Linked DNA regions of Homo sapiens: region 2 is linked to region 1. The links are chromatin contacts, found by Hi-C in ENCODE. All regions are on one chromosome and are shown on one strand. Each heading gives the region's core, a stretch centred on a gene start or an enhancer-like site at or near the end of the contact. The rest is flanking DNA. Distances are from core to core; before and after follow the strand shown.

The links. Hi-C counts contacts between places; a loop is a spot of excess contacts on that map. Pooled maps may share reads with other maps.
Region 2: a loop to region 1 is called in a map of MCF 10A, with 5 times the contacts of the local background. The contact joins two enhancer-like sites. A Hi-C loop is called at or near these places in 4 of 168 maps with a recorded cell type or tissue (Caco-2, MCF 10A, PC-3 and 1 more), 2 of 37 single-sample maps with no recorded cell type and 5 of 50 pooled maps.

The regions. Positions count from the first base shown.
Region 1 is chr13:81,054,239-81,061,112 of GRCh38, reverse strand. No RefSeq gene overlaps it. Among named protein-coding and RNA genes, the nearest start is that of LINC00377, 39 kb to the right of the region's middle. Within about 2 kb of position 2,077, at least 2 of the 41 ENCODE cell types and tissues checked have a DNase peak (open chromatin) inside an H3K27ac peak, as active enhancers do; they include mammary epithelial cell, where a contact is called at or near this core.
Region 2 is chr13:81,469,043-81,475,670 of GRCh38, reverse strand. No RefSeq gene overlaps it. Among named protein-coding and RNA genes, the nearest start is that of LINC00564, 250 kb to the right of the region's middle. Within about 2 kb of position 2,215, at least 2 of the 41 ENCODE cell types and tissues checked have a DNase peak (open chromatin) inside an H3K27ac peak, as active enhancers do; they include mammary epithelial cell, where a contact is called at or near this core.

The DNA of each region.
Region 1 (6,874 bases), core at 828-3,327:
GCTTGAACCCGGCAGGTGGAGGTTGCAGTGAGCCGAGATTGTGCCATTGCACTCCAGCCTGGCAGCAGAGTAAGACTGCGTCTCAAAAAAAATTACATATATATATATATTATAGTAAAGTCGCCATCGACAGGAAGATTTTTTACTAACCTTGTTAATGTAGATCATAGAAGTAATAACAATAAAAAGACAATATTTACAAAAATAAATCGACAGACATGCTTAGCAGCAAAACAAGTAAAATGTGAATATATTGATCTTTGCTTCTTTCTGTTATACAGATGATATCTAATCTTCATAAATTGCATCTGAAAATTATTTGCTCTCTTTGTGTCTCATTAATAATAAAATTCTTTGGCTGCAAATCTATGCATTGGAATGCAGTTTCTAACTGCTGATGCCTTTTTCTTTTTAGATGATTGACCTTTATGTTCAATGCTGTAAATACATTAAAACCTACTGGCACTCTCCATACCTCTTTGCATGTATAACAAGAGCAAAAAGCACTGATTGTGCATTCACAGGTCACTTTCATAGAATGTTTAATTTTTAAAAAATATTTCTAATCCAGTATTGCTTTTTCTTAAGGAAGTGAAAGAGGTATTGCTTAAATAATTTTTCTGGGAATAGCAGTTTGCTGATTATATATATATGTAATATATAATCAAGAAATAGAATGTTACATATTATGTAATATATAATATAGCATATTATATATTATATAATATATAATCAAGAAATAGAGAGAAATCTGTCTCTCTCTCTCTCTCTATATATATATATACATATATACAATCTATATATCGTTATGTAGTCCCTTCTATGTCTGTATATATATATGGGGAGGGACTACATAACGATATATAGATTTCAATGCATCACTAACTTTTGTTGTTGCTGCCATTGCTGTTTCTTGCCTATGTTCAGCTTAGCACATTCCCTTTGTGTACAATCTGTGATTTCAGGCACGAAAATAAAGGAAGGTGCATGAAAAAGTCACTTTTCATTATTCTTGAGTGAATTTCTGTTAGAGAACAAGAAAACTCTCAGTAGCTTGTACTGAACCCCTGCTGTCTTTTAAAAGGTCTTCATGCAAATTGGCATTTTTTATATAGGTTACCTTGTGAAGAGAAGCTAATTCGGTGAAGGTCAATTTATCTCAAAGCAAGTGTGAAATGTGTAGTTTGTTGAATTGATCTATTATTTCATTGAATGTTAAAATAAACCACAATTCTGTTCAGGTGAAATCCAAACTCTTAAAATGACCATGACTCATGAATAAAATAAAATATGTACTTTTCAAAATAATTAAATAATGGGATCTACCCAGTCATCAAATAAATGACTTTTTGGAAACTATTAACAAGAAAGAGTACATTGATGTTCTTTGATTCTTTTCACATAAAGAAAAATGTAGGCCAGGAGCGATGGCTCACACCAGTAATTACACCACTTTGGGAGGCTGAAGCGGGAGGGTCAACTGAGGTCAGTAGTTTGAGACCAGCCTGGCCAGCATGGTGAAACCGTGTTATCTATAAAAATACAAAAATTAGCCAGGCATGGTGGCACCTACCTGTAATCCCAGCTACTCAGGAGGCTGAGGCAGGAGAATTGCTTGAACCCAGGAGGCGGAGGTTGCAGTGAACCGAGATCATGCCACTGCACTCCAGCCTGGGCGACAGAGTGAGACTCGGTCTCAAAAAAAAAGAAAAAGAAAAACGTGTTTGTTTTTATTTTCTATTAGTATCTCAGTGCAGTTTCATTGTGCCCTTCTGAATTATTAAGGATTAATATGTAAAATGATCTTCTCTGTCTTTTTAAAAAGCCTCTTTAAATGTAAAATAGAATACAGATGGAAGAAAACTGTAAACAGCAGTCACATGGCTTAGTAAATTCTTATAAATTTTAATAAGGTAAAAACTACAAAATCCAAGAAATATAACAAAGCCACAAACAGTAGAGGCTCCTCATGGGCTCAGATTCAGTCTCAAAACCACCCTTTCCCTCAAGATTAGCCAGCATCCTGACTCTTATATTAGTCATTTCCTTTCATATTATCAACGTTTTATCCTCCAGGTGTGCTTCCCAAATAACAGTTTAGTCTTGCCAACTTTATTTTAATTTTATGTTTCAGTCTTTTCTAATTTACAGATTCCCTTCTGTCCTTTTTATTTCCTTGTAACTTATTTGTTGAAAATCATGTGATGTTTGACATTTAGGTTTTTCTGCAGTCTGGATTTTGCTGATTGCATACTCATTTCAGGATGTTCCTCTGTCATTTATACTTTTTGCAAATTGCCAGTTGGCCCCAGAGTTTTCCTCAGATTCATTTTCAATTCCTTTGGCAAGACTATAGGTATTGTCTTGTTTTATCAAGAAGCACGTCTTGTGGTATAATCAGTGGTTGACCTTCCATGACTAAATCAATTGCTGCTGCCTAGTGAGTAGCAAATGGCAATAGCCAAATTAAAGGTAAAAACACGGTTCAATTACTGCCTGAGTCCACTTGGGCCACTATAACAAATAACCACAAACTAGAAATTTATTTCTCTTACTTCTGGAAGCTGGAATGTCCATGGCCAAGGCAGATTCAGTGTCTGGTCAGAGCCCAATTCCTGGCTCATAGACAGTGCCTTGTTTCTGTGTCCTTACATGGTGGAAGGGATGAGGAATGTCTCTCAGACCTCTTATAAGGGCATGAATCTTACTCACGAGGGGCCCAACCTATTACTTAATCATTGCCCAAAGGCTCCACCTCCTGAAACCATCCAACTTGGGAGTGAGGATTTCAAAACAGAGATTTTGGGGAGACATGAGTATTCAGACCATAGCAACTACTATTTGGTTTCATAGTAATATAACTCCTTTGGAAGGACAGGATAAATCTTTTCCTTTTATATCTTATTTTAAGGATAATGATTTGCTTCCCTATTATTTTCCTAAAATTGTCTAATTATTATTATTAAGAAATTATGACTTTAAACATATTTGATGAATTTAATTTAGTCTTACATATTACCACTTTTGGAGCTCAAATTGTATCATGTTTGCCCAGTGGCAGCCTCTTCAATATGACACCTGAGTCTTTTTGACATAACCTTTAACAATTTAAAAAAGAAAAGGCATGTCTATTACTGGGCACAAAGATTATTTATCTCAATTTTTATTGTTTATATACATAATATGTCTGTAATCCAATAAAGAAATGTATACACACATACACACCATGAATATAAATCATCCACATTCAATAGATATCAAAAGAAGAAGATACATAAAGGGCCCAAATGTTGGAATTACTAGGGAAAAAAATATTTATAAATAACTTTTGCATTATAAAGAATCTAGTGGAAAAGGTATCAAATATGCATAACCAGAGATAGAATATTATAATACACAGAAATGGAAACTATAAAAATGAGATTAATGAAAACGCATGCACGCACACACACAAACATACACACACGCATACATATGTGTAAGAAATGAGAATGTCCTCAGTGGGTTATCAGCAAATTGAACACAGCAGAGAAAAGAATCATTGAATTTGAAGACAATTAGTTAAAAGTTATTCCAGCTGAAATTTTTTAAAAAGTTGGAAAAAGAAACAGAACAAATACATAACTGATCTCAAAGAAATGAAAACTTATTTCCACACAAAATTCTGCTCATGTGGCCAGGCGCAGTGGCTCATGGCTGTAATCCCAGCACTTTGGTAGGCCCAGGCGGATGGATCACCTGCAGTTAGGAGTTCAAGACCAGCCTGACCAAATGGTGAAACCCCATCTCCACTAAAAATACAAAATTAGCTGGGTGTGTGTGCACATACCTTTAATCCCAGCTACTCAGGAGGCAGAGGCAGGAGAATCAATTAAACCTGGGAGGCAGAGGTTGCAGTGAGCCGAGATCGTGCCATTGCACTTCAGCCTGGGCAACAAGAGCGAAAGTCCGTCTCAAAAAAAAAAAAAAAATCTGCTTATGAATATTCATTACAAATCTTATTTGTAATATCCCAAAACTGGTGACAATGATGTGATGGGGACGTTACACCAAAATATGGTACCTGGGCATTTGAGAAAACAGCAGATTCAGGAAGATCACCGTCACCTTCCTCTTGCTCTTCTTTCCTGAAGCAAGTCATAAAATCTTTATTTCAGAGGCACTTTCCCTATGCTTGGAGAAAAAGTAACATCCATATCCTAGAAGACACAGAGACGCCAAGAAGAATCTGAATATACAGGCCTTACAAAATTCCTAGAACTTAGTTTATGACCATTAGATCAGATCCCCATTGTGCAATCGTACTTCTACATGACTGTCTACCCTTCATCAAACTTAACATAAAAATGCGTGGGGTTTTCCGTTTCTTTGGGTCTTCATTTTTGAATGTACCTGTGTTACATAACACATATTAAATAAATGTGTATATTTTTCTGTCATTAATTTATCTTTTGTTATAGACATCTCAGCAGTAAACCTTGAGTTGAGTGAAAAAATAATATTATTTTTTCTCTCCTAAAAACACAAATATCCTTCAATAAATAAATTGTTAAACTCTGGTATATCTATTCAATATCCATCCAATTTAATAATAACCAGGGCCGGGCGCAGTGGCTCACGCCTGTAATCCCAGCACTTTGGGAGGCTGAGGCAGGCCGATCACTAGGTCAGGAGATCGAGACCATCCTGGCCAACGTGGTGAAACCTCGTCTCTACTAAAATACAAACAATTAGCCAGGCGTGGTGGTGCGTGCCTATAGTCCCAGCTAGTGGGGAGGCTGGGGCAGGGGAATCACTTGAGCCTGGGAGGCAGAGGTTGCAGTGAGCTGAGATCGTGACACTGCACTCCAGCCTGGCGACAGAACAAGACTGTCTCAAAATAAAAAAATAATAATAATAATACCCAAACATATGCAGTAACACACGATTAATACATGTAACAACTTGGATGGATCTCAAGAACATTATCTTGGGTGAACAAAAGTTAATCTTAAAAAGTTGTGTGGCTTCATTTGTATAACATTTTCAAAATAACAAAATCAGAGATATGGAGAACATATCAGTGATTGATATGGATTAAGAAAGGGGTGAGAAGCAACTTTAAAAGAATAGCACAAAGTATTGCCTGTCAATTTCCAACTTTTAAAATTTATTTTTGATAGCACTTTATATATACATATATAGATATATATAACTTTTTATTATTACTCCCACATTTTGGTGGCTTCGTATTTTTTTATTTATTCAATATATTGTAATACACTGTGCTGTACTTGTCATAGATTTTTTAGATTGAAATTTAATTCACTTGTTTTTCTTCTTTATTTGGGAAGTGAAGTTTATGGATTTTCCTCAGTGGATTTTTCCAGATTGATTACAGAGATTCTAGTATGTTGGACTATCTTTACTGCTATTTTTGATGTTTTGCAATTATATATACTTGTGTCTCTCTTAGGCAGAAACATAGTATAAAGGCATGTTTTCTTTTTGCCATGTGGATGGGGGCTTTTTTTTCAGTTGTGTTTAATTTCTGATTTTATTGCATTTTGCTCCAATATTTTTATATGATTTTCATTTTTATAATTTATAGAATTATTTTAGTATGGCCTAAGATATGGTCAATAACAATATTATTTTTAATTCAGCTAAAAACTCTATTCCCTAATAATAGAAGAATTCAATATATGAGACTGTGTGTATATGTGTGAATATATATATACATAGTGTGTTTGTGTGTGTGTGTAAATATATATATATACACTTAAAATATATATATACACACTTTCTACATAAAAAGAGTATAAAATATTTTGTGATCCCCAAAACTATTAAGAGTGATATCACTCCATTAAAAATGAATGTTATATAGCATTTCACTCTATAAATATATGAAATATTATATATACATTATGCTGATAATTTATGAGTTTTCAATTTGGGGCTATGATGAATAGAGCTGGTAACAGCAGCTAACTAAAGGCCATTAAATAAACATATTTATGTGTTTCTGCTGGGTTTAAACCTAAAAATGGAATTTCTGTATCATAGGGTATTCAGATGTTCATCTTTAACAGATGCTGGCAAAGATTTTTTTAAGGTGTTTGTCAGATATTCTCTTTTCACCAATATTCTGTAACTTTTCTGGTTGCTAAATGTTTTTGCCAGTATATTGTATTTAATTAAAAAGTATTTTAACAATGACAGTAGGTAATGTATTATCTCCTGTGAAATGCTTGTTCGTTTGTCTATTTCTACTAGAATCTTTTTGAAAATGATTTATAATAAATCTTTATTTCTATATTTACTAATATTTATAGTAATTTTTATATGTTATAGATAATAATATTTTGCTAAATATCTTTATTGTGAATATGTTTTCTCATATTTTGGGATACATGGTTTCTTAAAAGTAATGAAGTCTAATTTGCTAGTTTCCAGGTTTTTATTTGAGTGCTCTCAGTGTCCTAGATAAAGATTTGTGCCTTTCTCTAAGGACATACAAATATCCTCCTGTGTATTCTTCTCAAAACTTTATTGGTTACCTGTGTACATTCAGACCTACAATTAATATGGATTGATTATGTTTATCCTTGCAATTAAGGATCAAGAGAAAATTATTTTCTATACAATTTTCCAATTCATTTGGCATTATATAGTAACAAAATCAGCCTTTCCCCACTGTATATATGAAGATCTACTTCTGGACATAATATACTTTTTAAAACATTAATAGACGTTATTGTTTAGAGCTGTTTCAGGTTTGTAGAAAAAAATGAGTGGAAACTACAGTAAGCTGCTCTCTACTCCCCTCACCTAACACTCCTTCCACACAGCTTCCCTTATTATAAATATCTTGAAATACTATGGCACATTT
Region 2 (6,628 bases), core at 966-3,465, 410 kb before region 1:
GTGATCATTACCACAATGCAGCTTCCAAAAATTTATTTTACCTCCAAAATTACTTTGTGTTATTATGTACACAAGTCCTATACCCCTCATCCTAGGCAACTGCTAATCGGGTTTCTGCGTCTATATGTTTGCCCTTTATATATATTTTATATGAACACAATTATATAATATGTGGTCTTTGGAGTCTAGATTCATTCGCCCAGCATGATATTTTTGAGGCTCACCTGTGATGTAGCATGTATTCATAGTTCATTTTTTTTCATTGCTGAATAAATTCCATTGTGTGCATGTGTCCCATTTGGATGATTCTACATTTAGGGTTTTTCAAGGTTAAGTTATTGTGAATAAAAATGCCATAAAACCTACATGTTTGCATTTCTGTGTATTTCTTTCACTTATCTAGGATTGATTTCTAGGAGACAGGTTGCTGGGTCATAAGGTAAGTTTATGTTTTCCAAAGTGAATTTACCATTTTCATTCACCAGTAATATATAAGAATTCCAGTTTCTCCACATTCTTACCAGAACTTGATATTGTGTCTGTATTATTATAGCCATTCCACTGTGTACAGGTGTATTTACAAATTTATTACACACATATTTATTGTTTTTATCATAATCGATTTGTTATATGGTTTGCTAATATTTTCTCCCAGTCTTTTTCTTTTCTTCATGGTATCTCTGAATTACAAAGTTTTTAATGTTGATTTTAAACTTTTATGGGTACTTAATACTTCCACATATTAATTGGGTACATGTGATATTTTGATACATGATACAATGTGTAATGATCAAATCAGGTAATTAATCAAATATTTATCACTTATTTGTGTTGGCAATATTCCAAATCTACTCATCTATTTATTTTGAAATATAGAATAAATTATTGTTAACTATAGTCACCCTATTGTGCTACTGAACACTGGATCTTATTCATACTCTCTAACTAACTATACTTTTGTACCCATTAATCAGCCCCCCTGTATCCCCTTCTCCACACTACTCTTCCCAGCTTCTGGTAAACATTATTACACTTTCTATATCCATGAGCTTCCACATATGAGCAAGAACATGCAATATTTGTCTTTCTGTGTCTGGCTTATCTCACTTAATATAATGTCCTCCAGTTCCAGCCACATTATTCCAAATGACATAATTTTATTCATTTTATGGATGAATACTATTTCCTTGTACATATGTACCACATTTTCATTATCCATTCTTCCGTTGATATCTTGGCTATTGTGAATAGTGATGTAATAAACACAGGAGTGGAGATATCTCTCCAACATACTGATTTTCTTTCTTTTGGATATATTGCTGTGACATTTGCTGCTGCTTCTGGATTTTTGGTTTGTGTGCTGTTTCTTTACTTAGGACCTAGTGTAGTTCTGTGAAATACGTCTCCCTGCATTGTGTGGCAGCTGATGTTCCTTCTTACTGTTTGTGGGGTTTTCTTGATAGTATTTTTAAACTGGGCTTCCTAGGGTTCACTCCTCTATATGCGTAGCTTAGTGGTCAGTGATTGGAGAGAAGTTATTCTCAAATGCCTTGATCCAGCAAGAAATCCCTCAGCTGAAAATGGATCTCTGTGGGTAATAAGTGCCTTCGGGGTTTTCATGGTTGCCCTGGAGTGTACTTTTCAGTGGGCTCTATTTTGCCCTTCCTCAGTGTGCAAAAGCACAGCTTCAGGGTTTTCCAGGAGTGTGGGGTTAACTTAGGCCTTCTCTGTCTTCTCTAAACAGGAGAGCAAACTCAACGAAGAATATGTTTGCTGCAACCAAGACAGAAACCTCAGGCTAGTAAAGCTGTTGGCTCTCCTTACTTATCTGAGATCATCATTGCAATCAAGGATGAAGCTGCATCACCCAATGCTTGAAAATAAGTGAGCTTCCTTAGACTATGGCAGGGAGGCTGCCATCCCTCATGGACTGTCTCACCATAGTAGAAGCTCCATGCCTACCCAACTGGGGTAGGGAGGTGGTGATAGGAATAGGCCTGCGGGGGAAGGCATAGATTCTTTGTGTTCTGACTCCACATTTGACAGCTTTTCAAGAATGCATAGTTCTCTGATTATTATACACCTTTGGGCCATTTTGAGAACACTGAAATATTTGTGGGGTTATTTTGTTGTTTCTCAATTTTGCCCAGCTTAATAGTTACTTTGGTAGAAAAATTTTCTGATCGTCTTACTTAGCTAAAGCCACAATAACATTATTGTTCCTCCTAAAATACGTCAAGTATGCTCTTGCCTGCATTTTAGCCCTCTACCTGGATACAGGCATGTATGAGTACTTGGCTTATTCCACAACTTAATTCAGTATAGCCATACTGTGAAGCCATCTCACCCTATAAACATACCCTCTGCTCTGTATCAACTTTCCCTTGCTTTATACAGTGCTTCTTCCTACTTATCACTAGATACGTGTTTATACTATATATGTACTCCTCCTTCTACATGAGTACATATTTATATTATATATATACTCCTGCCTGTACATGAGTACATATTTATTGCTGTATTTCCAAAATGTATATATATTATCTAGCTCATTAGATATTGTACTCAATAGGTATTAAATTAATTAATGAGTTAATTATTGCATAAATAACATTAAAAGGCAGAGAATAAAGCACATGTTGCCAGAGCATTTGTCCTTTTTTGAGTGAGTACTGAAAAATACTAACGGGAAGAAATGGTGTTTTCTAAGCGTGAGCACCATCGCTCTCCTTTCCATTTCCTAGAAATGTCTTAAGAATACATCATAAATACTCTCTGAAGAAGCCTTTTTATATTTTCTATAACCTAAGATAAGTTGAGATAATTTCTTCAAGCAATCTTGATTTCTGAGATATGGGTAAGGATCTCAAATTCAAAGTCATTCCATTGACTAGCATTTACAAAGAGGAAAGAGAAGAATCATTATCTTTCACACTTACAGAAGTATATAGTAAACAATTGCTGTACTAATACAAGAAATATTTATTTAATAATCCAAAGTTTTTACTTATATTAACTCTTAAAAATCAAATGCTGGTGTTGTTCAATAGCTAGTATCAGGGTATGTTATCAAGTGGGGAAATATCAAGGAAACAAGAGAAGCAAATGGGCAGGCAAGAAACTGAAGAAGAACATAAATGTAAGTGTACCAAATAGTGAAGTTGCTATGTCAAATATATTAAGGATTGGAGGCAAGGAGGAGGCAAAATACTGTAGGTGTTTGAAAGATTTTCTTATTGGGGTTGATGAAATAAATGTGCCTTCACTTCTCTGTGTCTTTAGTTTCAAGTAAATTCTTATCTAATATCTTTTTATTTTAATTTTAAATTTTTGTGGGTACATAATAGGTATAGATATTTATGGAATGTATGAGATATTTGGGTACAGGTATGCAATACATAATAATCACATCATGGAAAATTGGATATTCATCCCCTCAAGCATTTATTCTTTGTGTTACAAACAATTCAATTGGACTATTTTATTTATTTTTAAATGTATTTTAACTGATTGTTGACTACAGTGGCCCGTTGTGCTATCAAATATTAGGTTTTTTCCTTTCTTTCTATTTTTTGTACCCATTAACCATCCCCACCTCCCACCCACTCCCCCATTACCCTTGCCAGTCTCTGGTAACCATCCTTCTATTATCTATTTCCATTAGTTTAATTGTTGCTATTTTTTGATGTCACAAACAAGTGAAAACATACAATGTTTTTCTTTCTGTGTCTGACTTATTTCAATGTCCTCCCATTCCATCTATGTTGTTGCAAATGATAGAATCACTTTCTTTTCTTCTGGCTGAATAGTACTCTATTGTGTATCAGTACTACATTTTCTTTATCCATTCATCTGTTGATGGACACTTAGTTTGCTTCCAAATCTTGGCTATTGTGAGCAGTGCCGCAGCAAATATAGGAGTGCAGGTATCCTAGAAATGTTTTAAGATTACCTTTGATATACTGATTTCTTTTCTTTTGGGAATATACCCAGTAATGAGATTGCTGGATCATATAGTAGTTCTATTTTTAGTAACCTCCAAACTGTCTTACATAGTGGTTATACTAATTTACATTCCCACTAACAGTGTACAAGCATTCACTTTAATCCACATCCTTGCCAGCATTTGTTATTGCCTCACTTTTGGGTTAAAGCCATTTTAAACGGGGTGAGATGATATATCATTTTAGTTTTAATTTGCATTTCTCTGATCGTCAATAATATTAAGCACCTTTTCATATGCCTGCTTTTTTTCCATTTGTATGTCTTATTTTGAGAAAGGTTTATTCAAATATTTTGCCCATTTTTAAATCAGATTATTAAATTTTTCCCTATAGAGTGTTTGCCCTCCTTACATATTCTGGTTATTAATCATTTCAGATGGGTAGTTCACAAATATTTTCTCCCATTCTATGGGTTGCCTCTTCACTTTGTTGATTATTCCCTTTGCCATGCAGAAGCTTCTTAACTTGATATAATGCCATTTGTCAATTTATCCATTTTTGCTTCGGTTGCCTGTGCTTTTGGGGTATCACTCAAGAACGTTTTGCCAAGGCAATATCCTGGAGAGTCTCCTCAATGTTTTCTTGTAGTAGTTTCATAGTTTGAGGTCTTAGATTTAAGTCTTTATGTATTTTGATTTGATTGTTGTATATTGTAAGATACAGGGTACAGAAGAAATGGTCTAATTTCATTCTTCTGCATATGGGTATCAGTTTCCCAGCACCATTTATTAAAGAGACTGTCTTTTTCCCAATGTATGTTCTTGGCACTTTGTCAAAATTGAGTTCACTGTACATGTGTGACTTTGTTCCTGAGTTCTCTGCTCTGTTCCACTGATCTATGTGTCTGTTTTTATGCCAATACCATGCTGATTTGGTTATTGCAGCTCTGTAGTATATTTTGAAGTCAGGTAATGGATTTCCTCCAGTTTTGTTGCTCATGATAGCTTTGGCTATTCTGGGCCTTTTATGGTTCCATATAAATGTTGGTATTTTTTTTCTATTTCTGTGAAAAAATGTGATTGGTATTTTGATAGGAATTGCATTGAATCTGTAGATTGCTTTGGGTAGTAAGAACATTTTAACAATATTGATTCTTCCAATCCATTAACATGGACTATCTTTCAATTTTTGGGGCATTCTTCAATTTTTTTTCATTAGTGTTTATAGTTTTCACTGCACAGGTCTTTTGATTGTTTGGTTAAGTTTATTCCTAGGTATTTAATTTTATGTTTGGCTATTGCAAATAGGATTACATATTAAAATTTCTATTTCAAATGGTTCACTATTGGGATATATAAATGCTACTGATTTTTGTATGTTGGTCTTGAATCCTGCAACTTTACTAAATTTGTATATCAGTCCTAATAGTTTTTCTGGTGGAGTCTTTAGGTTTCAACATATATCAGATCATACCATCTGCAAACAATGATAATGTTATTTCTTCCTTTCCAATTCACATGACCTTTATTTCCTTCTCTTGTCTGCTCTAGCTAGGGCTTCCAGTACTTTGTTGAATAACAGTAGTGAAAGTGGGCATCCTTGTCATGTTCCAGATCTAAGAGGAAAGGCTTTTAGTTTTTCACCATTCAGAATGATACTAACTATGGGTCTGTCATATATGGCTATGGCTTTTATTATGTTGAAATATGCTCCTTCTATGCCCAGTTTTTTGGGAGATTTTATCATGCAGCGAGATTGAATTTTATTAAATGCTTTTTCAGCATCAATTGAAATGATCCTATAGTGTTTGTTTTTTCTTCTGTTGATATGATGTATCATATTGACTGATTTGCATATGTTGAACCACTCTTGCATTTCTGGGTTAAATCTCACTTCATCATGATGAATGATCTTTTAATGCATTGTTGAATTTGGTTTGCTAGTATCTTGTGGAGGATTTCTGCATTAACATTCATCAGAGATATTTATCTGTAATTTTATTTTTTTGATGTGTCTTTGGTTTTGGTATCAAGGTAATACTGGCTTTGTAGAATGAGTTTGGAAGTATTTCTTTCTTCTCTACGTTTTGGAACAGTTTGAGTAGGATTTCTATTCTTTTTTAAATGTTTGGTAGAGTTTAGCAGTGAAGACATAAGGTCCTGGGTTTTTCTTTACAGGGATAGTTTTTATTATGGGATCTTGTTACCTGTTATTGGTGTGTTCAGGTTCCGGATTTCTTCATGGTTCATTCTTGGTAGGTTGTAGGTGTCTAGAAATGTATCCATTTCTTCTTCATTTTCCAATTTATTGGCATATAGTTGTTTATAGCAGCCATTAATGATCCTTTGAATTTCTGCTGTAACAGCTGTAATGTCTACTTTTTCATCTTTGATTTTATTTATTTGGGTCACTCTCTTCCTCTCTTATTTAGTATGCCTAAAGGTTTATGAATTTTCTTAATTTAATTATAGAAAGTTTTATTGCAATAGTTTTTTTTAACTGTATACTATTATGTAGAAATCGTAAACATTTATATAATAAACATGCTTTGTAGAAACTGTAAAAGTTGTTATAGGCCGGGCGCGGTGGCTCACGCCTGTAATCCCAGCACTTTGGGAGGCCAAGGCGGGCGAATCACGAGGTCAGGAGATGGAGACCATCCTGGCCAACACGGTGAAACCCCG